3 separate regions of the Mus musculus genome follow, and all the other regions are linked to region 1. The links are chromatin loops, found by intact Hi-C in ENCODE. Cell type or tissue: left cerebral cortex. All regions are shown on one strand. Each heading gives the region's core, and the rest is flanking DNA. Links, peaks and the distances in the headings are about the cores only.

Region 1 (10,632 bases), core at 1-8,000:
GTCTCTCAGCAGACCTGGGAGACAGATTCTCTCCTCTGAGTTTCAGTGCTCAGAGCACTCTCTGCTGGCAAGCTCTCTTACAGGGAAGGTGCGCAGATATCTTGTTTTTGGACCTCCTCCTGGTCGAAGAAGAAGGCCCAAAACAGGGCCTCTCTCAGAAGCTGTGTTGCTTTGGCAGTTCCCAGAAGCTGTCAGCTTCTGTGGTGCAGACTCTCACCTGAGCAGACTAAATTCCTAAGTTCCAGGGAGTCCTGGAACCAAGATGGCGACCGCTGCTGCTGAGGCTGAGGCCGCCTCCCAAGCCAGGTGGACACCTGTCCTCTGGTCCGGACGGTGGCCGGCTGTCTGCGGCCCGCCAAGGGTGCTGCCTCAGCGGCTCTGTGCTTCCGCCCGTCCCAGAAGATGTCTGATTCTCTGGCGCACCCTCTAACCTGTTCAGACTAAATTCCTAAGTTCTGCTGAGTCCTGGAACCAAGATGGCGACCGCTGCTGCTGAGGCTGAGGCCGCCTCCCAAGCCAGGCGGACACCTGTCCTCTGGTCCGGACGGTGGCCGGCTGTCTTCGGCCCCATAACTTTGATTTTTATCTTAAAAAATCAGAAGTAAAAATAGTTGATGTAATTCATTACATATATGAGGCAGGTAGATCTCTGAGCTGAAGGCATATGTACTCCTATGCACTAAAAAATGCATAAGTAAAGTGAAAAAAATCTAAGGGTGGGAAAACTATTTCTAATTTGTACTTGAAAGAATTGAATTTAAAGAGTCTCAGGGGGAAAAAAATCCCAACTGACAGAAAAAAATTGTCAATCACATGAACATCAGCTTTGTAGAAAAGAAAAGAAAGCCTAAGAACTGGGCTGAGTACCAGCATCATTTCACAGGGAGGCTCGACTATAGATCCACGGTGAGATAGATCAGCATTGCTTCACAGGGAGGCTGGACTATAGATCATGACTGAACTCCCTCCGTGTGCTCCAGAGACTCCGTCCTTGATCATTCTGGTCCCTTTGCTTCAGCAGCATCCCCTTGGCAACAATAAAGTGTGTGTGTGTGTGTGTGTGTGTGTGTGTGTGTGTGTGTACAAAAATATTTGGCTTTTAGTAAACCCTGAATTGAAAGTTGTCATCACCATAACATACTTAGGCACTGTACTTTTACAAGTTCTCTAATATTACATACTCTTGCCATGTGGATTATTGTGTGATGCTATTGCTAGAGAGGCATGAACAAATGCCTTCTCACTTGATAGGGAATGGACATAAAGGTAAGGATGGCCCTGAAGTCCAACTTGGTGAACCAATGAGTTTTATTCAGTTTCCCTAGGAAGACAGGTGAAGTGTTACTTATGAGGCTACACCACAACAACCCATCTCAGCATGGGTGACAGTCCAGGAAAGCTGGGGACCAGTAAGTAGCATGCTATACAATTCACAAAAAGCTCAACAGATTAGAGACTATCTCAGGCAGCTCAGCTAGTCTGAGCACCTTCCGGGCATCTTGGCTAATCTCTGTTTTCTTTTCTTTTTTTCCAGGTGTCTCTGCTGATCTAAGACTCTTCTAGACAGCGCTGCTTCTCTCAGAATCTCTCGAAAGTACTTATAGCTTATATATGTATGCTTGGAGAACGAGGGATTTAGTGAATCTGGTCAGTTTCAGGGACTTCCTGAAGTCACTGAGTTATTCCTTTTGTAAGTTTAATGGGCTTCAAAGCAGTATGTAATATGTATCTCCCTTTACAACAGTGTATTGTTTTGCCTCCCCTTAATGTCCTGAGGCCTAATAAGGGTTCGTCTGGGATGGGACATTGCTACACAACACAATATAAGTTCTTATTTGTCATCTGTAATATACACTAACATAGCTCCATAAAATTGACCATCACAGAGACACAACAGAGAAGGAAGAAACTCTTTTTGGTCTGGGAATCATGGCAACAATGTGAAGTGACGAAGGAAGCAGAACAGGTCTGGAAAGTGTAAAATGTCAGGAAAGTAATAGGCTTTTGCCTGCCTGTGTGAGCAAAGGCGATACAGATTGATTGTAACCCTGTGTTCTGGCCATATAGCTGCTCCAAAGAACTGTGCACAAGAAGGGTTGGGCAGGAATGAGTGCTCATTGCAAAGGCAACATCGCCACGCAGAACTTAGGAACTTTCTCTTATTTCATTTCAAAGATTTTAAAGGCACAAAAAGGACAGATTTAGAAATAACATTTTCACACTCTTGTTGCAGAAAAGTATATATCTTTAAGGTGACCTAAAGTTAGAAGCCACTGTGCATCAAGGCTTATAGTAAGACTGGCAGGGGTGATTTGCAGTTACATCCCCGAATAACTAGAGTCTCTATCCAGTATCTTAGACCCCCATAGACACACTACCTCACAAGCAAATTCCTGGTACTGACCGCAATGATGTCAAAGACACAAGTATGTTTTACTGTTTTTCGTTATAACATTTTAAATATAAATTATTCTGTAGATGTCCCAACCACCATAGTCTACAAATAGGCTTCTCCTTCTGCTTTGACACCCTGTTCACGGTTGTTGCAGCCTACTCAAAGATATCTTCAGTGGAAGCTTTGCCTTCCTCAGAAAACAGGGGGCTCTCTCTCCAAACCTCAAATCTCACGCTCCAGCTGTGGTCTTTGCAGCCAGGCTTTTGGATGGATGTGCTCAGCTCCCACAGGTTGTGGGACTCGGCTACTCTCCAAAGAGCAGCGCGCGCATCTCTGTGCCCCTCCTACCCATACACCATTGGAACCGGGTTAAGCTCTCTAGCACTTTCCTCACAGTGAAGCAGAGATGATAAAACGTACCAAAACCTTTTATAACAGTTTTATTTCTTAAATTCCAGAACTTGGGAGGCTGAAGCCAGAGTATGTGAGCTTCGTACTGAGATCCAGGACAGGTTGGGCTACAGAGTGAAACCCTTTCTCAAAACAAAACCCCCAAATGCAAAGGATTTCATTTCTAGAAAATGTGTATAAACGAGAGTTTTCTACTGACCTCAAAGTTCAATGTCCTTACTTGTGTCTCTTATTAGTATTTCCTGACAACTTATTTGTGACCAGTGGATAGTGCCCTAGATGATATTGTGAGGTATTGTGTCATTCTGCGGACTACAGCGCTTTTAAGTAACTTACACAAGAAAACTACGCGAATTATTTCCCCGTGCGTCCTCCCATCCCATCTCATTTTTATTACTGTTTTGGAGCCTGAACCGGTAGAGGGCGCTCAGGTCCTGCGGTTAGGGAACAATCCTGGTTGCGGCTTCTGCGGTTTCCGCCTCCGCTGTCCTCTAAAAAGTTCACGCTCACGAACTGCCTTTGATGCACAGGAGCAAACAAGATGTCAATGTTTTAATGGACTTACGATTTTTAATGGGTTACATTGCAGCTGTCGGTGGTCTCCTGCAGCTCGGGGTGGCGTGGTGGACACGGCACACCGCTCTTTTGATTTCTGTTACAGGAAAGGTGGTGGTGGAGAAAACAATTTAACTTCAAAAGGATTATAGAAATGTGAAAAAAATTAGGATCAATAGTTTTACTCAAAGCTCAATACTCAGTGCCTTCTTAGCGCAGTAGGCAGCGCGTCAGTCTCATAATCTGAAGGTCCTGAGTTCGAACCTCAGAGAGGGCAGATGTTTTAGTGGCTGATAAATTGTTTCAAACCTATAATTTTATCAAAGGATAGTTGTCGTACACCATGAGTGTAATGAGGCCGTAGCCCTTTGAGATCTTTCTCCTTTTGCTTCAGTACCTCTTTACAAGGCGTTTTTTTAAATGCCTATCACAATGCATTACACAAAGCTAAAACTGTGCCTAATATCATAAATCTGTCAGTTACCTAGTGACCCTCTAGAAAATGACACAAATCTAGAGGTTTTAAACAGTTCAGATGTGGCATCTTGTTCTGAGGTCAAACTCTGCTGGGATAAGCCTCAAGTCTCTGGGCACTTGGGGTTTGATCCATGGTCAATTGACCAGGAATTGCAGACTCAGATGTCTACCAGAAGGTGGCGTAGTTTGAGAAAATAAATCACAGAACCCTTTACAGGGCTTCTATCTGTAGCTAACCAGAGAATTAACAGATTCAGAATATCGTTAAACTTCTTTCACTCTTGGATCGAGTTGCTAGGAGTTTTATAGCTCTTTCAAATTTAAGACATTTAAGAGTAAATCCCATTAAAGAGGGTATAGTGTTACATGCCTGTAATCCCTGCATTGGGGGAACTTAGGAATGATAGCCACAAGTTACAGGCTTGTCTCAACCAGACGGATAGACCTACTATATAGTTCTGTTTATTTCACTGCCACAGTTGTGGGCTATAGGAAACCAAAGTAATAAAGTAATAGCCATAACAAGTCCAAAGAAACATCTACATTATGCCCTAGGAAATGTTGTTTCTGAAGGCATCCGAGGACCAGCTGTCAATTCAGTGACTCTATAACAAATGAAGAGACCCACCTCGATAACCCACTATTGGATGATCAATAGCTTCATTTTGGGAGGACAAACTAACAACTAGATATATTCCACTACCAACATGTGGGCACAGACATACAGGTCTTAAAAAAACAGAACACTATCTGTCTTTGATTGCAGTGGAGAATACAAAGGTTGTTATTATTGGTTGTTTGGGGTTGGGGGGGTAAGCTAGGGTTGCTCTATGTAACTCAGGCTGTCTTTCAATAAGTCTCCTGTCTCTGCCTCTCAAGTGCTGAGATTACAGGCATGAGTGAGCCAGTATGTCAGGCTTCAAATGTTATTGTGCGAGTCACTCAAAACCAACAGGGTTTATTAAGCTTAGGAGTCCAAGTGATGATGGATAACCAACAGCTTTCAATGATCTTTTGACAGAATAAGGGCGTCTGCCTTTTGACCAATACCTCCACTCTGTGTACAAAAACAAATCTTTGCTCAACAGTCAACAGGTCACAACCATTTAGTGAGCTTGTACAGAAACCAAGCTTATGATTATGAAACGCAGCACAGATACATCTCTGAAGAATTTAATGGCTGTTCTCAGGCACATAACCATCAAAAGCGTAAGAGCTCAATCCCCAGTATTCCATGAGAGGACAGACTCCTAATGAGTGGTCACCAGCCTCTAATAAACACAGCTAGCCTGGCTAGTCCCGCTCATGATTTAAATAAATAAATAAATAAATAAATAAATAAATAAAGCCTTTGTATATTTAGTTTCTCTGACTCTGAGCCCCAATCCTCCCTCAGTGACACATTTCAGCAGGGAGATGTTAGTTTTTATTTGTGCCTGTTCTATGGGGACGCCCTGGAGAAACTTGATCTGAAACAGTGGCCTCCTATCGTGCTTATTTGACACAAGCTACTTGGCATTCCTTGTCTGTGACAAGTCTCTGCAGTCTGCCTCCATCTTCACAGGGACTGTCCCTGAATCTAAATCTTCCTCTTTACATTCACAAAAGCTCAAGGCACCTGACTGTGTCCCACCTTAACACAGTAAAATCATTATCAAAACTCAGCGCTCACTCTTCCTGCTAGGTGAAGCAGGATGCGTTTGGGAGATGAAGACGTCAGGATCGGGATTCAAAGTCAGCCTGGGCTGTAAGGAATCCTATCCCACAACAAAACAGAATAAAACAAGACAACAGTAAAAGTTGACTACTTATGCAAAGAAAGAGTTTATTTCCAAACAAAATCTCATTAATGCCAGATATAGGGGATTAAAGACTTAAATTATCTTTTTTGGGGGGGAGGGGTGTTTACATCAAAACATGCTTAGAATGTTCATTCATACATCTAAAATAAGCGACAAACCAGGCAGTGGTGGTATACAACTTTAATCCCAGCACTAGGAAGGCAGAGACAAGTGGATCTCTGAGTTTGAGACCAGCCTGGTCTACAGAGTGAGTTCCAGGGCAGCCAGGGCTACACAGAGAAACCCTGTCCAAAAAAAAAAAAAAAAGGCATGTGTAGGGAGAGGCACTGACCTTTTGCACAAATAATTATTTTAAAGAGTAGAACAATTATCTTACCACATACTGAACTTAATTAACCACTTATTTATGGGTCAGATGTCCATTTCAGATATTTTATGTGCATTTATCTGCCCACTCCAGTCAACTCTACTTGGTGAGCTTGTAACTCATGCCCATGGAGCTAAAATGATTTGTCAGTGGTGCCTCAACCATCGTGTGCAGCAGCTGAGGGTAGAAAATGGAGACTGGTACCTACTTCAACAGGGTCCCCAACAAAATGGCCAGAGGTGAGATCCAGACACAACTAAGGGCAATTTCTTATTATTTTACATTGCTACTTGTGATACTTACCATGATATACTGGTAATACTGCAACTGCTTCCATTTGGTAAAAGAATTAAAAACAGGGCCAGTGAGGTAGCTTAAGGGGTACAAGCACCCACCACCAAGCCTGATGATATAGTTGTCCCCAGAACTCACATGGTGGGAGAATTGACTCCCACAAGTTGTCCTCTGACCTCCATATACCCACATACTTGCACACACGTGTATGCACACACACACAAATAAATGTATAAAAAAAATTAAGAACACTTGCCAGTGGTTTTATTTGACAGGATACTCTCTCAGTACTTGCCCCACCTGGTATATAGCCCATATTCTTTCTTCAGTTCATCCCTTTGCCCCAGACTTCATCAGTAGCTGAGAGTCACTCTGCACATATTCATGTTTGTGTATATGCCACTCCTCCACTGGCATGCAAGGCTCCCCAGAGTTTCCGTTAGCTCTGTTCACTGGTATAGTTCCTCTTTGGAAATACACCTACCACATAAAAGGCAAACAGTTAATGTTGGTTGAGTTAGTGGATGAGACAATGCGAAAAGAGGCATGAACCTTTTATAAAGCACTCGGTGGACTCAGCTGGCTTGGATGTTCGTCACAGTTTTCCAAGGCGCTCTTTCCGCCCTGCCTCAATATCCTTTTCTCTAGACATACTTGGATCTAGGAAATTTTAGCTTCTCGTCTATGATCTGTAATGCTTTCTGAACATTTCCTTAAGAGGTAATTGGGGTGTTCTTCCTAATGTCCTCTTCACAAAGTGAAAGATAGAACTGGGGGTGTAATTTGGTGGTCAACTGCACGTGGAAGCCCGGAGGCTCTTCTCCTACAACATAAAAAGGAAAGCAATGATTGGATGGAGCGCCCCGCCTCTCCCTCCAAACGTTCTAGTTTCCTTCACAGTGGCTGATTGCGCTGGAGATGTTTAGGGTCTGGATCGATCATGCGTATCTAAGATTTTGGCTGCCCCTAAAGCTTACTACAGTTTAATGTAAATTAATGAAAAGTGATTGAGGTCTGTGAGTTATTCTTTAGCCAGTTTTTGAATCTGGTTTATCTCCATAAAAACTGTGTTGTTTTTAAAAAAGTGGGAGGACCATATCAGGTTACAATTTTGTAAATATAGTAACTTTAACAATTGCGCTTCTACTAGCAAGATGTGAAAACAGAAGGCCCCACTGGGAGTCGAACCCAGGATCTCCTGTTTACGAGACAGGCGCTTTAACCAGCTAAGCCATGGAGCCACGCTGTGGCAGGTGAGAAAGAGAGATGAATCTATCCCACTTTATTTCTGCTCCGTGGGGGCTGGAAGGGGGTGGGGGGGAGTTAGTTTACATTATCTAATGATGCCTGGTTTTGGTTTGTTTGTTTTTTAGATGTTTTTGATTTTGTTGTTGTTTTTTAGTTTAGTTTTTTTTTTTTTTTTTTTTTTTTTTTTTTTTTACAGAGAAGAAGCGGTTGAGAAAAGATGCCCCGTGTTTTCTCTGGTCAGATTGAAGACATCACACACGAGAGTCAGAGTCAGATTTTTTATTTATTTTTATTTTTATTTTTTTTAAAGGACGGGCATTTAAGGAAGAAAAATCTGGCTATGGAGTAACTGACAAAGACCACTACGGCAAAGTAGATAAATGTGTAGGTGCGGCCCGTATGTGAGCTCCTGTGTGCTATGCAAATCGTTGGCTGAGGAGTTGCATAAAAAGTAAACCGCTATATGTAGCGCGCTCGCTTGCCAGATTTGCTGGCGACTGGTCAGGCGTAAAGGCGATCTTCAGCTACAGGTATCTGCAGGGTAATAACCTCTTTGAACCTCTTCAGGCTGATTCAAAGAACCATAAAGACGTGCTCACTCGGATAATCTGGGAAGGGATTTGGGGGAGGCTGGAGCCTACACCCTGGACACGGAAGGCTAGAATGGCTTGGTTCCCTCAGAGTAGAAGTGGAGGGCTGTGCTTCAGCCGGGAAACTGACGGTGCTTTAGGCTGGGGAGGCCGTGGAGAGTCCCAGCAGAAGGCTGGTGTGAGGGGTAGGGAGACCTTTGTCTTCTGAGGTGGTATATACATGCAATGCCAACACTGGGAAGGCTGAGGCAGAAGGATTGCCTTAAGTCTGAATAAAGAATCCCTAGAACAGAACTTTCTGCCACAGGCTTCAAAATGCAACAGGGAAATGGGGAATTTCCAGGGATTAAGTGGGTTTATTGTCCCAGAACCTGGTTCTCTGAGTAAGGACCCTCATTAAAGATTTTGTGACCCACACTCTTAGTGATGCTAACTTCCCATTAGATTGTTTGTGGGGTAACCACAGTTTATCTGATTACATGATAGGTTGTGGGGACTTTTTGGCTTAGGGAAATTTCTCCAACAGTAATACTTGTGGTGGTGATAACTAGGAGATAATATTAATATTTGGAATACTGCAACAAGCTGGAGTGCCTAAGACACACCTAGCCCTTTCTAAACAGTGTTGCGCATTAATTTTCCTTGAGAACTAAGATCAATCATAGGAACTGGGTGAGGAGAGAAATGGAAAACAAAAAGGGTTGTTCCTTTTATAAAGACTTTTTACAATATTACCATTATTGTTATCATTTGACCACATACCCAAAACCTACATTCACATCTCACAGAGCAAGGAAATGTCTGTTTTTGCTTCCCCTGGCTTTGGCGATCTTAAGGTTTGGATATGACAGGTCCATGCGGACCCCAGCTGATGGTGGCTTTGGGGGAGGATGTGGGACCTTCAGGATGTAGGTCACTGCAAGGCAGGCCTTATGAGGTACAGCCTGTCCTGCTGAGCTCTCTGAAGTTATCTCACACTTCTGCTGCCAGGGAAATACCACCAAGCTATCAGAAGCATGATCAACCATGAACCAAAGAAAACCCCTTTCTCCCTTAAGTTGCTTTTGTATTTGGCCACATGGCAGGAGAACAAAGTAATGTAGGTGTATGAGCTGGTTTTATGTCAACATGACACCAGCTGGAGTTATCACAGAGAAAGGAGCTTCAAGTGAGGAAATGCCTCCCTGAGATCCAGCTGTAAGGCATTTTCTCAATTAGTGATCAAGTGGGGAGGGCCCATTATGGGTGGTGCCATCCTTGGTCTGGTAGTCTTGTGTTCTATAAGAGAGCAAGCTGAGCAAGCCAGTAAGTAACATCCCTCCATGGCCTCTGCATCAGCTCCTGCTTCCTGACCTGCTTGAGTTCCAGTCCTGACTTCCTTTGGTGATGAACAGCAGTGTGGAAGTGTAAGCTGAATAAACCCTTTCCTCCCCAACTTGCTTCTTGGTCATGATGTTTGTGCAGGAATAGAAACCCTGACTAAGACAGGCTAAGACTAAGTAGGTTCCTCAGAATGGTGTTTAATTTCTCCTGATCAGAGGCATTGTATCTGTATTTTTCAGACTAGCAGCAGAATTGAGACCTCCCAGATTTTCAGGCACACTGCATGTGGGCTGTGAGGGTGCGAAGGTGAGAGAGTGCAGGCTCTATTGCTGAAGAGTTTCAGGGAGCTTCCAAGCCCCTGAGTGTCTCAAATTCCTAGGCCCAGATGTTGTAACATTAGCTGCTGCAAGAACCAAGGGGCTTGACCACCCATAACTCAAAAGCTGTAACACTAGCTGTGGGACCCCAGTACCTAAGGCTTGGAAGCTGTAGCTGGTACTCATTGCTACCACCACCAGCTCCAGATAAACACCAAAGATCACAATTGCTCCCACGTGCAGACTGTCAGCAAGCAAGTCCAGAGTAAGAAGCTCCCCACCCTAAACACCGAGAGCAGGAAGTCTCCACACTGTCAGGCTCAGAGCCATAACCCCATAGTCCTCTATCCTTGGAGCTATGACAAGCTCTAGAGCCTGTCACTAGACGTAACCCTGTGACACTCAAGGACCAGAACTACAGACACCAGAAGAGCTACTTCCCTTACTAAACAATCTATCAAAGTCCCAGCTGACCGTTACCAGCAGTACTTCCCGTAGGACTGTGGCTCCTCTGATCAAGATCAGGTTTTGTTGCTTTTTGCTCTGTGTTTATGTGCTTTCAGATTTTAACAATAAGTATGAATTAATTTGAGAGAGAGCGGGGGGGGGGAGTCTTTTAGACACGAGAAGTCTTCTTTTGGCTTATAAGGCTTAGCTAAATGACCAGAATAGGAGGCATGGAGAGTCTGGCTCTAAAAGTCTGGGACCTGAGCCTCACTGCAGTACCTATAATCCTAGCTACTTGGAATGCTGGAATGGAGAGTTGGAAACTCAAGGCTAGCCTGAGCTACATACATAGGTCTGTGCTTTAGATCTGAGTAGCAATGTGTGCTAAAAGCAGTACCAAGGAAGA
Region 2 (10,349 bases), core at 1-8,000, 130 kb after region 1:
CGCCACCCTGCAACGGCACATGTGGCTTCCCACAAGAGTCTTTCTTGCCTTCCCTATTTCAAAAGAATTAAGTACTCTTCTCTATGTCACATCCATCACTTGTGCAGGAAATTTCACTTCTGTCTATCCCTAACAACAAACAAACAAACAAACAAAAACTTGATCTCACCTTGTTTATATAACAACTTTCCTATTAACATAGTCTGTCCTTTCTCCCATACACACACCCAGAATGTCTGGAAGTGGTTTTACAAACATTAGGGGAAAAGAGAAAAGTATGAAGACAAAGTGGCCAGGTTGGCCTAGAACTCAGGAGGAACTGTCCCTAAACTTCCCAGGTGTCAGCCACCACGTGCAGCACGTAACAGTATTGCAACAGGTTGACAAGAAAAAGCCAAATAAAGTGTGTCCGAGTTAACTTGGGGCGGGGGAGGGGGAGAGTGGAGAGGGAATCTTGCTTATAGTTCTTTTCTGTGACACATTCTCTTCCGGGACCTAGAGAAATGGCAGGGACCAAGTCTGGTCCAGGTCAGGGTTGAGATGAGTTCGGCTGTGCAGAGTCTGCCTCGCGGGCACACAAAGGCGGAAGCTCAAGCCCACCTCGCCTCACTCGTCAAACCAGACAGCATTCCCGGTTTTCAGCTCCGAAAGAAGGAGTAAAAATTAATTTCCTCCCGACGGGATACAGCGATCTTGGGGTCGATTTACACGACAAAGGCAAGACTTCTGGATCCTCTTTAGCATGCTGGAGGTCCTAGTGATTCTCCTCACTTTAGCTTCCTGCACCAGGGCTCCAGAGGTTTTTTTTTTTTGTTTTTTTTTTTTTTTTTTCTCTTGACAGCTTTCAGAAACTTACCAGCGTCTTGGTATCTTTCTAACAGCGTCACAAACGTTTTTGTGACGTTTGAAGACATTTGTAGACGTCTTTGTGTTGCGAACAAAAACAAGGCACCAGTATTAAAATTCTGCCAAGGCTAATTGGGGCTATGAAGAGCTGGAAGATTGAGGATCGGCAGCCAAATTATCTTGGGTTATCTTTATACTTTTAAATACCCATCTATTGTCTACTTACACGTGTTAACATCCTTATGTATATTAGATATCTTTTGTGCAATATGCAAGTTGAACCTCTAGCTTCTATTAACACACACCCACCAACCCAAAGGCTAAGAATGTCAACTGATAGCCTTAGATAACTAAATATTTCCTGTCCTGTAGCAATCTACTTACCTGATGTTGCCATCGATGTTTGGTTGGTGGTGTTTGTGTTCTTGTTTTTAGACAATTTCTCTATGTATACCTAACTAATGTATGACTCCCTATGTAGATCAAGCTGGCCTTGAGCCAACAGACACCATTTGATTGCCTCCAGCGTTCGAGATTAAAGGTGTGTCCTACCTTGCCCAGTCACCAGTATGTGCCTGTGTTTAAGAAGCACTTATTTTTCTTTTATGTGTGTATTTTGCCTGCATGTATGTATTTGCACTATGTGTGTGCAGTGCCTGTAGAAGCCAGAAGAAGGCATTGGATCTCCCAGAACTGGTTGTGAGCCACATGTGGGTGTTGGGAACCAACAAAGGGACCCTCTCCTAGACCCCATAAAGGGAGGGACATATAACACTGTGATGGTGACAACCCCACCCACCTTCATTGAACTACTAGGTATGTGCATGAAGGAACTGAAAGATCAAGAACTCCCAGCTGTCCCTGGAGCTTCAGCCCAGTACAAATATCATAAAATACACTCCTCATTGCTTTACACAGCTACTCTGTGTTCTGTCCTTTTGTCCATCCATCCATCCATCCATCCATCCATCCATTTGTCCAACCCAGTACTGGGCCTCACCTTGACAGTTCTATCCCCTCAGTGACCTTTGCTGACCCAGGCTGAATGGATGGTTAGAGCTTTACATGGGTGGAGTTAAAATATTCCAGATCCAGAGCCAAGTTATCTGATTCAATTTTTAGTTCCATTCATTCCCCCACCCTCACCCCCCCCCCCACAACCGCCTATCAGGTAATTCCTTTGGATCATTCTTCTAGTAGACCCTTAGCATCCATAGACCGAGAAGCTAAGACCACTGCCAGACAGCACCTGAAACCCAGAGCAGATTTCCCTGCTTTGTTTTAAGCGGACTTCCTAGTGTCTCCACCAGGAAAAATTGGCAAATGCCTTCGTTTATTACTTTCTATGTCCTATAAGTAAAAATTCACTTTTTTGCATAACCTGAATCCATGTTCCTGAGCCCTGGTCACTCATATTTGGCTCAAAATAGATTATCTTGTATTATCTTTAAAGCAAGGGATGCATTTTTCATTTAGAAAGGAAAATCAGAATTACTTTGAATACTTCAGCTAACAAACTGAGCTTGTGAATTGCTAAGAAATAAATTCTGACAAAGTTTTTGTTGTTTGTTTAATCTAGGAGCTAAGTAACGTTGGGAAGTTGTAGCGTTTGGGAGAACATCTGAAGAAAAGATTTAAAAACAGGCATCACCCTCCACCTCCGCTCCACCACCTGAAAAATACTTCACTTCTCAAAAGTGGGAGGTTGGGGGTGGGGCTAGTTATCCCACAAACATTGGGGAAGCTCTTCTGAAGGTAATCGGGTCCTGTTCTAGAAATATGAGTACACAAGAAAAATAGAATAAATCCACACATAGGAACTAGAAAAGAAACCGTGTACTCAAGAAGGGATTCTGAAAGGAATTCAAGATCTTTCTTTTACATGATCTGCTTCTTTTTCTGAAGAAAAAAAAAATTAGCTTTTTGGAGGCAAAGAATGAGACCATACAGGATTCCAAAGTCAATAAGGTTGGGAGGGAAAGGTGGGGAGGAAAAAAGAAAGGAGGGAGAGAGGGAAGAAAAGACAGAATGAAGGAAGAAAATAGTAAGAATTTTTGTAGGGCAAATGGAACGAATTTCCAGAAATTTTCTATTTTTATTGAACGTTCTGTAACAGCGACAAAACAGGGTGTATTCATTCTACTGATTAACAGCATAACGCCTATATGAGGAAAAACGAAATCAATGTTCAACTTACGATCCAACAAATATTGAGTGAAAACATATCAGAGAATAGTATGAAACCAAACCAAACCAACAACAAAACCTATCGAGTTGTTGATGACAGGTGCGCTCGTAAGAGAGCCTTGCCTAAAACAGGGCAAGCTGTTAGCACGGATTCTGTTTGGCCTGGAAGGAGGAGTTTGGACTAAGGCGGTGAAATGATTATTTATCCCGTGGCCCGCAAGGAGGCGCTGTGGAGATCGCAGTGCTTCAGGGTTGCGGCACTCGTGGGCTAGGCGCGTGGCCAACCGCGGCGGTGTAGGTGATATTCGGTGACCAGACCTCCAGGATCAGTTTTTTCGCGGTCCGCAGTCGTCTCCCGCAGCGGGCAGACAGTACCGCAAAGCCACTCTCCCGTCCTCAAAACCATAGCCGCGCTTCCGCTTCTACTGTTAGTGTCGGGTGCTCCTATTAGAACGTTTTCAAAATCAATTTTTAAGAATATGTGGTTCGATATTTCTTAACTATGTGATCAAGTCGATATGTATTTTTCGATACTGAGGTGAGAAAGAAAAAAAAAAAAAGAAAAAGAGTACTGTGTCAGAAGTGGGATTCGAACCCACGCCTCCATACGGAGACCAGAATCCCCAGACAGGGAAGCTAAGCTTGAGTCTGGCGCCTTAGACCACTCGGCCATCCTGACACACGAGAAAGTGCCGCACATATATTCCTGATATAGAGATTGCCCCAGCACCCTAGCTGCAGCAGCATTCTCAAGATTTGTTGGAAACGCTGACAAAAGTTTCCTGTGGAGTAAAATGGAAGAATATTTGACCGAGGAAAAGAAGGGAGGAAATGTCCATGTATAAAACTGGATGTAAATGTTTTGAAGACAGAGCGTCTGTGCTCTCCATCTGTCTGGTTCGCCAAGATTATGAAGAAAGATGGAAAACAGGGTCAGCAGCCCTATTCTTTGCCGCTTCGTGTCTTTGGCCCTCAGAATTCACTCTAGAGGTCAGGGACGCTGTACGAAAGCGACATTTGACGGCCAAATGCCACTCAGGGCAGAGCAGTGAATGTTCAGTATTTAAACTCTGGTGTATCTGGGGCTAAGTTTAGAGAGTAGGCATACCTATTTGCAAATTTTAATCAACTTTGTACTGATAGAATTTTATATTTTTTTTATTAGCACAAGGACCTCCCCCCCCCCCCCCCCCGCAAAGATTGTCGTTGTCTTTGTGCGAAAAGAATAGTTTTGGGTTAGTATGCCTTTTCTTAGCTTTCCGAACTCTTTTTTTCATAATCTATTTTAAATGATTAGGAAAAATTCGAGAGTATAAGTGAATAACGAGCCTCTCTCTTCAACATACAAGATCTGTTGTATTTTCTTTCATAAGCTGCTGCCCTTGGGAAGAACGTTATACAGGAAGTGACACTCAACAAGGCATCATTATAATTAATGATTATAATTAAGGTACTTCTTATAATTGTTTTTCCTAATTGCAAACTCCATATGAATCACAGAAAATAGAAAAAAGTAAAAACTGAAAATTGCCCGCAGTCTCACCTCTTAGCTATAACTACTGCCAACATTTCCCATAATTACACTAATCCTTGCAAAAACAAACAAACAAACTCCCTAAACGGTCCATTGTGGGGCCCACATTATCCATTTGCTTTCCAAAGTAACACAGTGCAAACACACACACATTTTAAGTCAGTGGTTCTCAACCTGTGGCTCTCAATCCCTTTAGAAACCCTCTATCTCCAAAAATATTTACATTATGATTCATAACAGTAGAAGAGTTAGTTATGAAGTAGCAATGAAAATAATTTTATGGTTGGGAGTCACCATAACATGACGAACTGCGTTAAAGGGTCACAGCATTAGGAAGTTGAGAACCATTGTTCTAAGTAGTCAAATAGTCTTTTGCACAAATTTTTGTAACTGAAGGTACCTTGTCAGTTGGCCCTGGATTCCCCCTATAGGCTCTTATGTTTGAATGCTTGGTCCTCAGTTGCTCAAATTGTTTGGGAACAGTTAGCAGATGTGGCCTTGTTGGAACAGGTGTGTTACTGGTGGGGGGGGGGGGTAAGTTGAAAGTTTCAAAAGTCCGTGTTCTCTCTCTTCCCCCACCCCACCCCCCAGCCCCGAATTGCAGACAAAGGCATAAGCTCCTAGTTACTGCTGTAGTCACTACCTACTGCCACATTCCTGGCCATGCGTTGTCACAGTATCAGGAAAGCAAATGAACAAATGAGACAGTATTCAACTGCCTTACATTTTTAGAAAGGAAATCACCAGATCAAAGTTTATTGATTTTTAAATGATACTGACTAACTGCCTAACCAAAAAAAATTCATCTAGTCTAAACTTGTCCAAGAAAGGATGCTAGAAGAAACTTAGAGATTATTGTTTAAAAAAATAGAAATCACACAAAAAACAGAAACCAATTTTTTTTTTTTTTTTTGGTTTTTTGAGACAGGGTTTCTCTGTGTAGCCGAAACCAAAATAATTTAACAGGTAAAACTGGACTTTTAAATAGATTTATAAATCTTAGCATTTACATTGGATTTTTATACTTCTTCAGTAAATTACCTTCTAAGCTTTGTTTCTGTTGTTTTTGGTTTTTGTTTTTTGAGACAGGGTTTCTCTGAAAGCAGCCGATGTGTATACCTTTATATACCCTACTATATTTCAGACTCTAAGTACAGCAGGTAGATCTGAGTAAATTTGCACTTCAATGCAGAAAAAGGAGAAGTAATACAGAACATAGGATGTTTGGTTTTGTCAACTTAACCAAATGTAGAATCACCCAGGATGAAGGATTCTCTAAGGAATGGTTTGAATGGGATTGGCTGTAAAGAACTTTTCATTATGTGTATGGGGTTTTGCCTCCACGAATATCTATGTGTCATGTATGCTGGTGCCCAAGGGCACTGGATTCCCTTGAACAGAAGTTATGTGGCTATGAGCTGAAGTGAGGGTACTGGGTCATCTCCCCAGGCCTACTGAGAAATTTTGATTGGGCTGAAGTGGGGCGATCCATCCTTTAAAATGTGGTCAGCATCTGTTCATGGTCTATGCCGTGGACTGAGTAAATAGGCGAGAGCCAGCAGAGCACTGGCATGCATGCGTGCATTTTCTCTGCTCTTGGCTGTGCATGTGACTAGCTGCTTCAAGTTCCTGCCAGACTCTCCTGCTCTGATGGTCTGGAACTGAGAATTGAGTGAGAATGAATTCTTTCTCCCCTAAGTTGCTTTTGTCAGTTTTGTTTTTGTTTTTGTTTTTGTTTTTAACCACAGAAACTGTAAGTTAAACTAAAGCAGGACAATATTGTCACTGTGTTCACACACCTTGAATCTAACCCAGTAGAGTCAATTTCTCAGCAATAGTTCCACCAGTTTGTGATTTCTCATTATTTTTCAGAGACCTCATACAGGAGGAAAAGGAGGGATAGGCCAAGGACGAGAGTTCAGTAACACAATCACAGCAGTTTATTCCTGGACTGAGCTGTGGATATCAGTCTCATGGCCTCAAGAAAAAGAGTACAATAGTCTATGTTTTAGCTCAGTGATGAGGCCTTGCTTTGCATGATTACAGTTCTGGGGTTGGTAGAGTATAGTAGGAGGGTGGAAGGGTACAGAAAGGATATACAGGAGAAGCGTTGACCTCAACCTTGACTTTCAGCTTCCACTGCTTACTGTAAACAACGGCCACCTGCAATGATGTTTCATTTATCCCCAATTCTTCAGACACACTCACTTATCCCTTACCGTTGACCTTAACTTCTCCAAGGACAGAAGCTATGTTATCTTGTGTTTTCCTAGCAGTCAGGTTCAGCTGAAGCGCCCAAAACTGGCTAATTACATATATGAGTCAAGGAGTCATTGTCTTTCACTGAAAAAGAGGCAGCAGCATTTTTGACACCCTAGGAGCCACTTAGGTACAAAAGGTTTTTATTGGAGGGGAGGTAACTTTTCTGTTGGTCTGGACTTCAGATTAAAGGTAGTAACAACTTTCATTAGCCATTTGGCAGCTCTTTGTCCTTAATTTCATACTGCTTTTAAATGGTTGGAAATTATCATGCATATCCTCTATTCTAAATGTATTTGGAGCAAGGTCTGTCCCATGTTTAGTTTCCCTTTATCATCTGAGTATCTCTTATAGGTGCTGTACCAGGAACAAAGGTGCAGCCCAGGGCATGTGGAGATGATTTCCTGCAGCAACCAAAGAAAGAACTGGGCTGGAGAGATGGCTCAGCGGTAACTGACTGCCCAGTTACCACCACCAGGAGCCTAAAGAACCTTAGTGATCCTCATATCCGCGTTTATAGCTCACATTCTGATCCAGTAAGTGAAAAGCAAGTTTATGGCTGCATGCCTTCAATCCTAGCACTTAGGAGGCAGAGGCAGTTGGATCTCCGTGAGTCCTACAACAGCTAGGGCTGCTCACCTTCCTATAGATGCAGATGAATGACTTAGAACTAGCTTCAGAGTCACTTAGATTTTATTTTAAATATATGTGAAGGTTTTGCCTATATGTATGTATATCTGTGCCTGGTTTCTGTGAAGGTCATAAAATAGCATCAGATGCCCTCAGACTGGAATACTGAGAATTAAACCAGTCTTCTGTATGAGTTCTTAACTGCTGCACCATCTCTCCAGCTCAGTTCGAGGGCTGTTTATCCCATTCAAATAGGACTTTTTACAGTTGAATCTTATTCATGAACCCACCATTAAACACAAACATCACCTCTTGGCTGCTTCCTCTTGGTCATCTTCCCACACACTCAGGTAATGGTGATCCTTTTGTTCATAAACGTAACTGGTATTTTTTTCACTCAGCATTAAGTTTCACCTTTAAATGTATTTGTGTGCACATGCACATCTTCTGCCTCACAAACCATGGTGCTGTGTGCAGAGGTCAGAGGACAACTTCGGTGTCAGTGTTTCAAATACATGTGTAGTAGTCTAAGCATTTATACATCTGTAGACGATAAGCCAGCCTTGTGGAAGCCACCTGGGTTGAAGAGTTGGGACAGAATTCATTCATTAGGACACATCTACTAATGGACTTCAGCCACGGAAGCCCAATGCTAGACTAGGACTGAGTATATTAAAATGTGCATGTAGCTAAACAATCTAGTATTCTGAGGACTTGTGCAGTAGCTTAGACATACACTCCTGAGAGTTTTCTCAGCCTCACTGCAATGGAGTCGAGAATCATTATCTAGGGCAAACATTAGAAGGGTTGTTTTCCAGGTGTACTCTGACCTTGAAGATAAATCACTGTAGAAAACAGTGATGTTTTCTGTTATCTGCAGAGTTGTTTTTCTGAAGGAGCTTTACAGCTTTTGCAATGACTTTGGTCACGAGTCGTGGAACACGTAGAATGTCTTGCATTGTTGAGTACTGCAAACAGTGTACAATAGGGACTAAACCTGCAGAGGCGTGATACATTCCATCAGCTATATGGATTCGATTGGGACCCTTGGAATGAGGAATTTGTTTTACCCAAAAAACAACTTTCATGAACAACAAATAAATATACTTTAGTGTGGCTGTTCAAAGATTCAGTCCATACTCCCTGCTGCCAGCAAGGCCTTAATTCATCCTTGAGTGACCTGGGTAACCCAAGAACACCTCATTTTCTGCAGGACATGGTGACATCATCCACAAACCTGGGCTCGTTGTTTTGTTGGGAATCATGTTTTGAGCCCTCCAGTCTATTCCACTCAGGGCTGCATTCTTTCAGAGACAATTTAAAAACACTCAGCTGAGCACGTGGCTTCTCCCTGTAATCCCAGCACCCAAAGGACCCAGTCAGGAAGATCACACCAGGTCTGAGGCCAGTGTAGGTTCCAAGAGATTCTGTCTCAAGAACAAAAACCGCACAACACTAGTAATAATAAACCACAGAGGCCTGGAACATTCTCACAGTGAAATTAGAGGATCAGCCAACAGGACGGCTCCAGGCCATGTGTAAGACAGTAGCGTCTCAGCACTAGAAACTGACAGGGCACTGAGGAACCAGCTGTATCAACCACTTGGAAGGAAGCTATTATGTCAGAGATTTTAGACGCAATAATCCATAATATAAAATACTGTTTTTCCAAACTAGAAAAATCAATAGCCTCTACCACCACTTCTCACCCAAGGCCCAAAAAATAACAGCAATATACACAAACATATTCACTTTATTTTTAGTGTTGGGAAGGAGTCATGCAAGAGGAATCGAGTGCTTGTGAGAAAACCCCAAGAAAAAAAAGACCAGTCTTGTAACCTCAGTTTCTTCAAAATCATGGACTTAGAATGAGTTTCCACATTCTTCCCAGGTGTATCAGATAGGAGCAAGTTTAGAGATTATTAATTACAACTGGTTATTGTTATCCATTTATGTGCCTGTATGGAAAAAAGTGTTTCTTGGCACATGTGACTTGTCCTTGAGATTGTACAGTTCACTCAATGTAAACCTTCTTAAATCCCCAAGAGTATAAATTGTCCAACACTAAATAAAGTTGGCTATTGCAAATGAGACGTTAGTCCACCTCACTTTTAGGTGGTAAACACAGCAAGGCATGTACCCAAAAGGAAGCAGGGCTAAGAACCATGGTAGGGCTTGCTCAAAGTGATTATAGCTTCTCCCTCCAAAGGCCTCTAATGGTACAGCTGATCCCAAAAGGATACAGTCACTACTACCTAAACACCTCTAGCTCACAAACACTCCAAGGATTATCTTAGATATATGCACCTAGCACCAAGAGAGACCTTTCAACAGAATGAAGGGAGCAAAGCCATTAGAAAGTCACCTAGGCAGAGACACCAGTTAAATTTTATGTCACTACATAGGCAGAGTCATTTTTCACCATTAATGTAAAATAACTGTAACCAAAACTAGGCCATATTTATGGATACAATCAGAGTAGAGGTATCCCAAAAACAAAAAAACAAAACAAAACAAAAAAGCCGGGCGTGGTGGCACACGCCTTTAATCCCAGCACTCGGGAGGCAGAGGCAGGCGGATTTCTGAGTTCGAGGCCAGCCTGGTCTACAAAGTGAGTTCCAGGACAGCCAAGGCTACACAGAGAAACCCTGTCTCGAAAAAACCAAAAACAAAAAAACAAAACAGAGTAGAGGTACCATTTCATGAAAGAAAAATGAGAAGGGTGTGTGTGTCATTTCAACAGTCTTGTTATCCATCCTGAGTTCTTAAAAAGGAGACATGGTCCAGAAATGTCTCAGTTTGCTCTCTACTGTTATGGTAAAATACTGACCAAAAAAGCACCCTGGGGAGGAAAGGGTTTATTTGGATTACACTTCCATATTACAGCCTATCA
Region 3 (10,645 bases), core at 1,355-9,354, 110 kb after region 1:
GAATTTTCCACCCTGTGTGCTTGCTCCTCTGGTTTGTGTACACTCTTCTTTAGAAAAAGGAATTGGCTGGGTGGTGGTGGCACACGCCTTTAATCCCAGCACTTGGGAGGCAGAGGCAGGTAGATTTCTGAGTATGAGGCTAGCCTGGTCTACAAGGTGAATTCCAGGACATCCAGGGCTACACAGAGAAACCCTGTCTCAAAAAAACAGGAAAGAAAGAAAGAAAGAAAGAAAGAAAGAAAGAAAGAAAGAAAGAGGAACTGCCCTTCTGAATTGCTTTTGTTTTCCCCATGTGTTTCTTTGTGAGGCACCAAAAGAATTATTTTCCAGAATTTCAGAGGGAAGGGAAGCAAGGGAAGGAGGGAAAAAAGGAGGGAAGAAAGGAAGAAAGGAGAGGAAGAAAGAAGGGAGGGAGGGAAGGAAGAAGGGAGGAAAGGAAGGAAATAAAGAAAGGGAAGCAAGGGAAGGAAGAAAGAAGGGAGGGAAGGAATGGAAAGAAAGGAAAGCAAGGGAAGGAAGGAAGAAAGGAGAGAAAGAAGGAAGGAAGGAAAGGAAAGAAGAAGAAAGAGAGGGAAGGAAGGGAGGAGGAAAGAAGGAAGGGAAGGAAAGGAAGGAAAGAAGAAGAAAGAAAGGAGGGAAGGAAGAAATGAGAGGAAGGGAAAGAAAGAAAAGGAAGCAAAGGAAGGAAGAAAGGAGAGGAAGAAAGAAGGGAAGGAAGGGAAAGAAAAAGGGAAGGAGGAAAGGGAAGCAAGGGAAGGAAGGAAGAAAGGAAAGAAAGAAGGAAGGGAAGGAAAGAAGAAGAAAGAAAGGGAGGGAAGGAAGAAAGAAAGGAAGGGGAGGGAAGGAAGGGAAAGAAAGAAAGAGGAAGAAAGAAGGAAGGCAAGGAATGGGGGAAGGAAGAAAGTAAGGGGAGAGAAGGAAAGGAAGGAAGAAGGGAGGGAAGGAAGGGAAAGAAAGAGGAAGAAGGAAGAAAGGAAGGAAGAAAGGGAAGGAAGGGAAGGAAGGAAGATCCCAAGGCAGGGGGCAACCAACTCTTCTGGCTGGTCCAGAGGTTCCCAACCAGCTTCAGGGGGAGGAAAGGGCGTGACTGTTCTGGTATGTGGATTCTACAGGAAAGAGTCTCAGTGGCAAGGGTAGCCCAGCTCTTGGGCTGGAGAGTTCAGGGTAGAGGGCAGGTTATGCCAGACATATCCTGTTCCAGGTAGGGACTGGAGGATGCTCAGTATTATCTGAACTGGACGTGAGAACTAGGAGGCCAGGTCCACTGGCACCTAAGCCACTTGTCCCTGGTTTAAAACTCAACACCTTAGACCTTAGTCCTAAGAAATGCCATACAAGGCCACTAAGGAAGTTATATAAGGAATTTAAAAGGTATATATGAAACCTGGGCGATGGTGGTACACACCATTAATCGCAGCACTTGGGAGGCAGATATCTGGGTGATGCCAACCTAGTCTACATAGTGAGTTCCAGAACAGCCAGAGATACACAGAGAAATCCTGTCTGCAAAAACAAAAACAAAACAAATTTAAAAAATAGAGTTATTGGTCTGATCTTCATAATTACAAGGACTGGCTTAAAGGACAAAAAGTATGCCTAATTAAAATTTATTTAAAAGTATTTGATTCTTGCCTGAGAACTATCTAAATGTTACATAGTAGTTAAAAGTACCCGACTGGTGTAAATGACTTTCTGTGTGTTCAATAACCACACTTGGAGGACTATACTTGATATGGGTAGAAAGATTATAAAAGGGACAGTAGGTTGCCCTCCAAGGGCAACTACGTCCCAGAGAACTGTAGGCCATTTCTAGAAGTGTTTTGAAACTGTAGAGAGTTACCTATTATCTTGTTCAGGGAAGTCACACAAAGAAGAAGGCCAATACTTTTCTTCAATGCATCAAATCAAAGCCATAGCCAAGTGAGAGCTTTGATTTATCCTCACACAGATGGAACAAGGACTGGCTTAAAGATCAAAAAGTATGTCTAAAGGAGCCAGAGGTTCCTGTAAAAACCAAATGACCTTCAAGTACAAAAGAAAATGTTAATTAATTTTGGTCACCTGAATGTTCTTAAACAACCAGCAGGAAAGTGTAACCAAAGATAAAAATGATTGGTATGTTTCCTTAGCAGTCCAAGGGGTTGATCCTACTCCCTAGACTTTAGACCTAAAGCTGTAGACAGCTATTTCTCATTAGTGATATTGTTCTTGATAAGAAAACTTCAGCCCAGACATAAGAATCCACACTTGGAGCCAGGCGTGGTGGCGCATGCCTTTAATCCCAGCACTTGGGAGGCAGAGGCAGGTGGATTTCTGAGTTTGAGGCCAGCCTGGTCTACAGAGTTCCAGGACAGCTAGGGCTACACAGAGAAACCCTGTCTCGAAAAGAATCCATACTTGGCTCACTGCAGTACCTACCTGCAGCCAAGAGAGATAGAGTCTTAATTGTTTGAACCTAAAAATTAAATGATGGCTAAATTTATTCTCTCCCTATCTAGAGTCATTTGGGAGGGTCATCACTGTGATTCTAGCCACTTTAACAGCTAAGTGCCTAAAACTGCTGCTCAGTTTTTTCACTCTGGAGATCAGTCTTGAAGGCCAAAGGGAAATGAGGAGTCGCTCTTGTGAGCCCATTCAGAGATTTTAATAAACTTTGATTCTAATATTTAAAGATACCCTCTGTCATGGCTTCTCATGTCATGTCATGGCTCTCTATATAGGGTTTGTTAATGTTAATTCTTTTGTTTTTGTTTGTTTGTTTTTTGTTGTTGTTGTTGTTGTTGTTTTCCTTCCTCATATCTTTCTTTAGGTACCAGCCAAGGACTTCCTTTCCTTCCCAACTTGCCTGTTACCAATGAGCTTTTGAGGTGTTTTAGGCAGGCTCACTGATGGGGTGGGCTCCCTAACCACCATATGTAACACTCCCTGTGTCTGTTGGAGGAAGGCAGATCTGTAGTCATCCCAATTTCATTGCAGCCTTTAGTTCAGAAGCAGGGATGGTAAAGAAGATGTCAAAATAACCTAGGCAGTCTAGGATACAAAAACCCCAAAGAAATGTAACCAGTTTCCCTCTTGGCTAAAAGCCATCAGTGTTCTTGCTCAACTTGGCAGCCTCCTGCTTGCCAGAAGCTAAAGATGCTGGAAGTGTTTTTGGGATTCTGATTTTTCCTCTGGTTCCTAGGGTTACCCCTTCAGAAGGAAGAATGTAAAAATATCAGTAAAGTCCTGTTGAGAAAAAAATACCTGGCCACAAGCGTGGAATCTGATGCCTGGGTGGATCCAGTCAATCACCTGGCTAAAGAATTACCCCTAGCAAGAAGGACTTACCGAAAGCCATGCTAAAAAGGCAGGTGGGATGATAATTCCTTCTGTTAAGGGGCTCATCTAGAGTCTTAGCTGGGGGCTGGAGAGAGGACTCAGGTCCTGAGTTCAATTCCCAGCATTCACATGGAGGCTCACAACTGTCTATCATGGGATCCGATGCCCCTTTCTGGTGTGCAGGCAGACATGCAGACAAAGCACCCATATATGTAAAACACATAAACCCTTAGAAGCTTGTCAGAGTCTCATTGGAATTGCCCTCACCAAATAATTCATTTATCAACAATCTACTGTTACAAGAGACTTCAGAAAGTTAGCATATGTTGGCTATATTTTTTTAAAAAATTAAATATGTTAATAAAGGAGGGAATTATTAGACTTTGTTTTCTGATCAAACTTGGCTACTCTATAAAGGGCCAATATTTCATAAACCTCCCCTATCTTGAGAAACTCTGGATAGTTGGTCTGCCCATTGCTGTGATGAAACACCATGAGCAAGCAGCTCTGGGAGGAAAGGGCTTATTTGCCTTACACTTCCACACTGTAGTCCATCACTAAAGGAAGTGAGGACAGGAACTAAGACAGGGCAGAAACCTGGAGGTAGGAACTGATAGAGGGTGGGCACAAGTGCTGCTTGCTGGCTTGTTCTTCCTCTCTTGCTCACCGGGCTTTCTTATAAACACCAGCCTAGGGAATGGCACCAACCACTTGGGCTGGGCACTCTCCCATCAACTGGTAATTAATGGGGGTTAAGAGAAAAATGAGAGGTTCTCTTCTCTCAGATGGCTCTAGCCTATACTGAGTTAACATAAACCTAATCATAGAGTATTTAGTTGTGTGTTTACACATTCTACCAAATACCAGTTTTCTCCAAAGGAAGAAATTAAAGTGACCACCCACAAATAATGGATGTCTTCAAAAGCACCTTTGAAAGCAGAGGATGATAATATCTGTACCCTCAATTAGGAGGCAGAAGCAGGAGGATTGACGCTATAACCTCGCATGAGTTACACATTGGGACTTTGTCTTTTATTCATTCATTCATTCATTCATTCATTCATTCATATTTATTTAACGTAAATTGATGTTAGTTGCAAAATAATAAATGAGGAAGGCATCCATTGTATGTTTCCTGGACTCAGCACAAGTGGAGTGTGTCCTGAATTTTCCAATGTCTAGTTATAGGAGGCTTTCAGACGTCTGTGGGTTGGTTATCAGCGGAGTCAACCAACTGTCCGTTAAAATATCCAAGTTAAAATACAAACTCAGGAAGCCCCTTAGATCAAAATAAATTCATGCCTGAGCAGTGTGTTGAATCCACAGACTTAGGACTGCAGCTAAAGAGGTGGTAACTTGAAATCGTTTGAATCTGAAGATAGAACGCTCTTTGTTTTTTACATTGCTGTTTTGCTTTGTGGGGGTGGGGGGTGGGGGGTGGGGTAGTATCACCTATAACCCAGAAGCGCCCTGAACTCTTGGTATTTAAGGATGACTGTGAACTCTTGGCTCCCTTGCCTCCACCTCTGATTTCATTTTCTCCATCCTTCCTAAACTCACTTTGCAAGTTTACTGGTTGTTTGTTTGTTTGTTTGTTTGTTTGTTTTTTTCCAGTCTTATGCCAACTTCGCAAGTTCACACAAGCTTTCTTTAAAGCTCGCCGGCTGCGTGCGGATCCTTTCTGATTTCCACCCTCCAAACATTCTCACCTCCCTCCCTCCTCTGCAGCACAAGGTCCCCTGAGTTCTGGCTGGACATCCCTGTGGTTGTCGGGTCACAGAAAATTTAGCAGCGTTCACACGAAGGATCATTGAGCTACCTATCTGCTTACAGCTTCCCGAACCTACTTTTTCGAAGTCTTTGTAAATTTTGATTCCAAATTAGGAACTTTTATGTTAAGCTGAATTTTTGTTATCTCTATAGTGAAGCCCTGCCCATATCTGGTCACATTTCATTTGACTCTTACGTATTCACCCCTCCCTACCACTTGGCCGCGTGGCCTAATGGATAAGGCGTCTGATTCCGGATCAGAAGATTGAGGGTTCGAGTCCCTTCGTGGTCGGTGTGCTTTTACATTTTTCTTGCTTAATTGGTGTACTCACTTTCTGGAAATGTGAAATGTATTTTCCTTCGTGTAGGTATTGTACTATGGCATGACTGCTGGCTCGTGCTTAAAGAACCCTTGTTTAACTGTGTAGTTGAGGAGTGGGGGTGGGGGTGGGGAGTACTGTATACTACACAAACAAAAAGGCAAAATTAGCCCAGGGTTTCCTAAATAAGACCTGAATAAGGACTCTAAATTACTTGCTAACACAGAAGGAAGACATCTCACCAGTCCGTAACTTTGGACAAAGAACTACAGTCAACTAAGGAATGCGGAGGGCAGGAGAAATAGTCTTCCTTGGGGAAATGACCCCAATTGGTTATCCAATGTCTAGTGGTTAGCCCTGAAATAATATGCATAAAAGTATCATTCTTTGGACTGAGCAGCTTGTAATTTATGTATTTAGAAGCGTGCGAGTGTGTGAAAAATTAAAGAAACGGAGGCTATGAATTTGTCCAGGGCTGAGTGGAGGAGTACATGGGAAGATTTGGAGGGAGGAGAGAGAAAGGAAAATAGATGTAATTATATTTTAATTTAAAAACACTCTCAAGGATCTCCTTTCCTGTGACCACAGCAATTAAAAAGAAAACAAAAAACCCATTGAGGGCCGGGTGATGGTGGCGCACCCCTTTAATCCCAGCACTTGGGAGGCAGAGGCAGGCCTGGTCTACAAAGTGAGTTCCAGGACAGCCAGGGCTACACAGAGAAACAAACAAACAAAACCAACCTGAGAAGGTTGGGAATGAAAGATTAAAATGTTTGTAATCTTCTGTAAGAAGGAGCTAACCTAGTTCATTGAGCTGCCAAAGGGCCTCAGGATATCCTGGAACTCAGTAGGTAGACCTCAAACTCATAGAAATCTACTTACCTCTGCCTCCTCTGGGCTGAAATTAAAGGCATGCACCAAATTCATATATACTTTTTCTGTTTCGTTTCTTTCTCTTTCTTTCTTTTTCTTTCTTTCTTTCTTTCTTTCTTTCTTTCTTTCTTTCTTTCTTTCTTTCTTTCTTTGTTTTCTTTTTCTCTTCCTTCCTTCCTTCCTTCCTTCCTTCCTTTCTTTCTTTCTTTCTTTCTTTTTTTTTTTTTTGAGATAGGGTCTTATTTTGTAGGCCAATTGGCCTCCCAAGTTCTTGGACTACATGCATAAACCAACATGTCAGTTTTACATTGTGTAATGATTAAATGAGTTTAAACGTTCTGTGTCTTCAATCGTTGGTCATTTATTTATGGTGAAGACTTCAAACTTCTTTATTCTGAATAATATTATAATTCCTCATCTATAGCTATCCTATAGTCAGCAGACTGCTAGACCACTGCACTTGGATCTAACACACCTTCGTGCTTACTGGGCCACTCTTCTCATCCTTGCATCTTCTAGATTGTCCCAGACTCAGGAACCACTATTCTGTTGCCAATTTCCAAGATTCAATATTTTATATTCAACGCATGGGTGAAATCATATGGTACTTATCTATGTCTGCCTTATTTCACTTAATAGAATGGTACTGGCTAGAGACATAGCTTGTCTACTACATTGCAAGGCCTTGGGTTTTCCTGTCAGCACTGGTAAATAAGGAGGAAGAGGAGGAGGAGGAGGAGAAAGAGGAAGAGAAGATGAAGGAGTGGAGGTCTTCTCCTATCCATATTGTTGTAAATGACAAAGACCAAAGTCTTTTTATGACTGGACAATATTCTGTGATGTCTATCTATCACATTTTCTTCACCCACTCGTCACTTGGTGCTGCCATGAATTACTGTAGCCAAATGCTGCAATCTCTTCAACATCCTGATTTCATTTCCTTTGAAATTTACGCAGCTAGAGGATTGCTGAGTCTAATTTCAGTTTAATGTAGTTTTTGAAATGGCTCTCGCTATGTTGCCCAAGATGATCTCAAACTCCAGATGTCATTTGATTTTCCTGATGCAGTCTCATGAACAGGTGGACAAGGGACAGGCCCACGGCCACCCACTGAGCTCCTTTTTCTTGAGGGGACTCCACACTGTTCTCCACAATGCTCATTTGCATACAATGCTCGTTTGCATGCCCGTCAATGGTATGGCTCTCTTCTCCCTGGGTCCTCGACAGCACTTGTAAGCACTGGTCATTTCAATCGCAGACATTCTTACTGAGGTGAAGTGATATTTTACTGTAGACTTTGCTCTTCTTTTTGTCCTTTCTTTTTTTGTTGTTTTTGAAACAGGATCGGGTCTTAAAACTTTGGCTAGCCTGAAAATCTTGTGGTAGTCTTTTTGCAGTCGGGTTACAGATGTGGACCACCACACTCACTATCATTTGGATTTGACTTGTGCTTCCTTGATGGCTAGTGATGTTGAATATTTTTTCCAAACATCTCTCGTTAAGTACAAATCTAACAAAATGTGTAATATCTGTATGCATGAAACTATAAAACTCCAATGGGGGAACACAAATAAGCACTAAATTTATTGAAGATTTTTCTAGATTCACGAACGGTAACACTCTATGCTATTAAGAGGCCATATCTATAATAATAATAAATATGGCCAGGCATAGTGATACATGCCTTTAATCCCGACATCGCAGCACTCAGGAAGCATAGGCAGGCAAGTCTAGATTAATGACTGCAGTGGAAGGGTCTAGCCCACTGTGGGCAGTGCCACAACTGAACAGGCTGGGCGAGGCATGGGAAAGAATGCAGTATATGGCATTCCTCCCTGGCCTCTGTTTCAATTCCTTGCCTTGCCTTCCCGTCATGATGCCTACAACTGGAGCTGAAATAGTTGTCCTCTCTAGTTGTTTTTGGTAATGGTGTTTATCACAGCAATAGAAACCCTAACTAGGACAGCCTTACATTAGAGCTCTAGAATCTGAATTTTTTCGGTAGTGTGAATTTTGGTTCCATCCCAGGATTATCATGTATGCTTAAAAGTCTTACAACTGCTGGGTTAGAGAAGATCGTGGCTAGAAGAGAGGAGGAGATTATGAACAGAAGGAAATGGAAAGAAATAGCGTAATTTTTTCCCTCTGGGGGCTGCTTCCACGTCCCATCGAGATCTGTGTTCCAGATGCTGAATTTGCAGTCTGGGTGGGGTGCAGGTGGTGAAGGTGGTGAAGCCAGGAATCCTTCCTAAACAACCTGCCAATTCTCCAACCTCAGATCTCAGCCCACTCGATAGTAGCCACAGACTCCCTTCTCTCATCATCTACTATATCCCCGCCCCCCTGCCAAAACTCCACGAAAGCAGAGTTTTGTCTGCTATGTTCATTACTGGCATTCAATAGCAATAGCAGTATCTGCCAAATACAAATACACAATTGTACTTACTGCTTTTTAAAAGATTTTAGCTTTATTTCATATATGTGAATATTTTGCCTGCATGTGTATATGTACACTCCCTGTGTGCTTGGTGCCCACCATGGCCAAAAGTGGGTGTCAAATCCCCTGGAACAGGGGTTGTAGGTGGCACCTCCTTAAGACGCACCCATAGCCCTGGAAATTGAAGTTATGATCGTTTTGTGGTCAGATCTCATGATGTAACCTTAAACTGACTTGAGCAAAGATCTGCCTGTCTCTACTTCCCAGGGGCCACTACTCTAACATGGCAATTAGAGATGATAAGACCTTTAAGAAAGCTGTGTTAAGAGAAGCTGCGGGAGTAGCGGATCCATGGTGGGATCAACGCATTCCATTAGACAGGAGAGAGGTCTCTCTTCTACACCATGTGAGGACACAGCAAGAAGTTGGCCATCTAACCCACAAGGGACTGAATCCACAGGAACCTTCATCTTTTACATCATCAGAACCAGCGGAAGAATGAATACTCAGGCCTGAAGGTCCTGAGCAGGAACTGCCCCAGCAGCTGCAGGACCAGCTCCTTGCAGTGAGTCCTACTGTCAGTGTGGAAGAGTTCTGGGCACCTCTCGATGCCCCGGTGCACCTTAATGTCAGAACTAGGAAACAGTCTCCCCAGTATGGAATTTTTCCTATGATGCTGATTTCCTGTTTCCAAATACATCTTTCTCCACCTTTAGGACCACAAATCCCATAGGTTCCTCTGGAACTTAAGAGTGGTGGAGCTGTAGTTTGGCTTGGCTTTGTGGTCTTCTGAGTGAGATCCACAAGGAATGCTTTAAACCCTTTCTGCTGAGGCATTTCCCTTGATGCTCTTTTAGATGTGCAAAGTAGGAAACTATCACTTGTAAAGATGACAGAAACCCAGACAGCAAGTGCATCCTAACTAGGAAACAACTTAAGAAACTGCCGTATTAGAAACTGGAGCAAATAGATAAATAAATAAATAAATAAATAAATAAATAAATAAATAAATGCTATGAAATGATGATTTTCAGACTGGCTTTGAAAGACCCACAACGTGAGGACTCCCCCACGTTCTGACTCAGGAGAGGCGACACCCCAAATCACTCACAAGAAACGGTCTTGCTGCAAACTGCAAGAGGACTTTTATTCAAGAGCGCTCTCGGGCCCACGGTCATACACCACACAGGGGTAGAGGACCGTGGTGCCCCGAGTAGCTGGGTAAGGGGGTATTTAAAGGAAGAAACCACAACTCAAGGAAGTGGGGAGGGCATTGTTGGAAAATACCAAAGATACCAGTTAAGAGCCACAAGGAAGTGCAAAGTCACAAGAGTCACAAGGAATACCTGGTAATTGTTCAGGCTATCTCTCAAGACAGTTTCTAAGAGCCCCTAACAGTAGCACATTCTTTGAGTGAACACTTTTTGAACCCAGGAAGCGGGTGGGTAGAGGAATGTTGCTACCTATTTTATGATTAGCATACCTTGGAGCATTAAGTCACAGAGGTCACATTCCCAAGCCTGGGCCTAAAGGCCTAGAATTTTGTTTTTACGTTATACTTTCAGTTTAAATGCAAAGAAAGTCTATAAGATACAATATAGACAACTCCCTGAACAAAGAGTCTCTTGCGCGCCGGACTGGCCAGCAAGAACGACACTGCAACAGGATCCTTCTGCACACATTTATTGGGAGAGCTTGATTGCAGAGGTGAAGAGACCCCCCTCAAGCCCAGAACTGGTGCTGCTTATATAGGCCTAGGAGAGGCGTGCCTCACACCCGGATTGGTTATGCATGGGTTATGCTTACCACCTCATTTGCATGCCTACATCTGATTGGTTAACTTCTCTCTCATCTGATTGGTTAACTTGTCTCTCATCTGATTGGTTAATTCTCAAAACCTCATCTTGGCAAAAAACTTTACTGCCTA

What was found. Hi-C counts contacts between places; a loop is a spot of excess contacts. Peaks named below come from ENCODE experiments on the same cell type or tissue, not always from the same donor. Only the 100,000 strongest peaks of a DNase experiment are listed, where the experiment ranks them.
Region 2: a loop joins it to region 1, with 9 times the contacts of the local background. A loop is called at or near these places in 10 of 42 quality-filtered maps.
Region 3: it touches region 1 in a loop (2.6-fold over the local background); 11 of 42 quality-filtered maps call a loop at or near these places.

The regions. Positions count from the first base shown.
Region 1 is chr13:21,319,723-21,330,354 of GRCm38, reverse strand. It overlaps n-TTcgt4 (a tRNA gene), which reads right to left and starts at 7,542; the gene lies at 7,469-7,542. It overlaps n-TMcat13 (a tRNA gene), which reads left to right and starts at 3,566; the gene lies at 3,566-3,638. In left cerebral cortex, for the core only: CTCF peaks have their summits at 3,231 (motif pointing right) and 4,018 (motif pointing right); DNase peaks (open chromatin) are centred at 6,717, 6,961, 7,111, 7,499 and 6 more places; H3K4me3 peaks cover 2,793 bases.
Region 2 is chr13:21,193,567-21,203,915 of GRCm38, reverse strand. It overlaps n-TLcaa1 (a tRNA gene), which reads right to left and starts at 3,712; the gene lies at 3,608-3,712. It overlaps Trim27 (tripartite motif-containing 27), which reads right to left. Exons shown (of 8, transcript NM_009054.3): 8 at 9,193-10,349. In left cerebral cortex, for the core only: a CTCF peak has its summit at 3,254; DNase peaks (open chromatin) are centred at 3,254 and 3,718; H3K4me3 peaks cover 1,831 bases; H3K27ac peaks cover 808 bases.
Region 3 is chr13:21,210,193-21,220,837 of GRCm38, reverse strand. Gm32420 (a long non-coding RNA gene) reads left to right here. Exons shown (of 3, transcript XR_382110.4): 3 at 4,933-6,620. It overlaps n-TRccg3 (a tRNA gene), which reads left to right and starts at 5,308; the gene lies at 5,308-5,380. In left cerebral cortex, for the core only: no CTCF peak of the experiment used is centred there; a DNase peak (open chromatin) is centred at 5,312; H3K4me3 peaks cover 542 bases.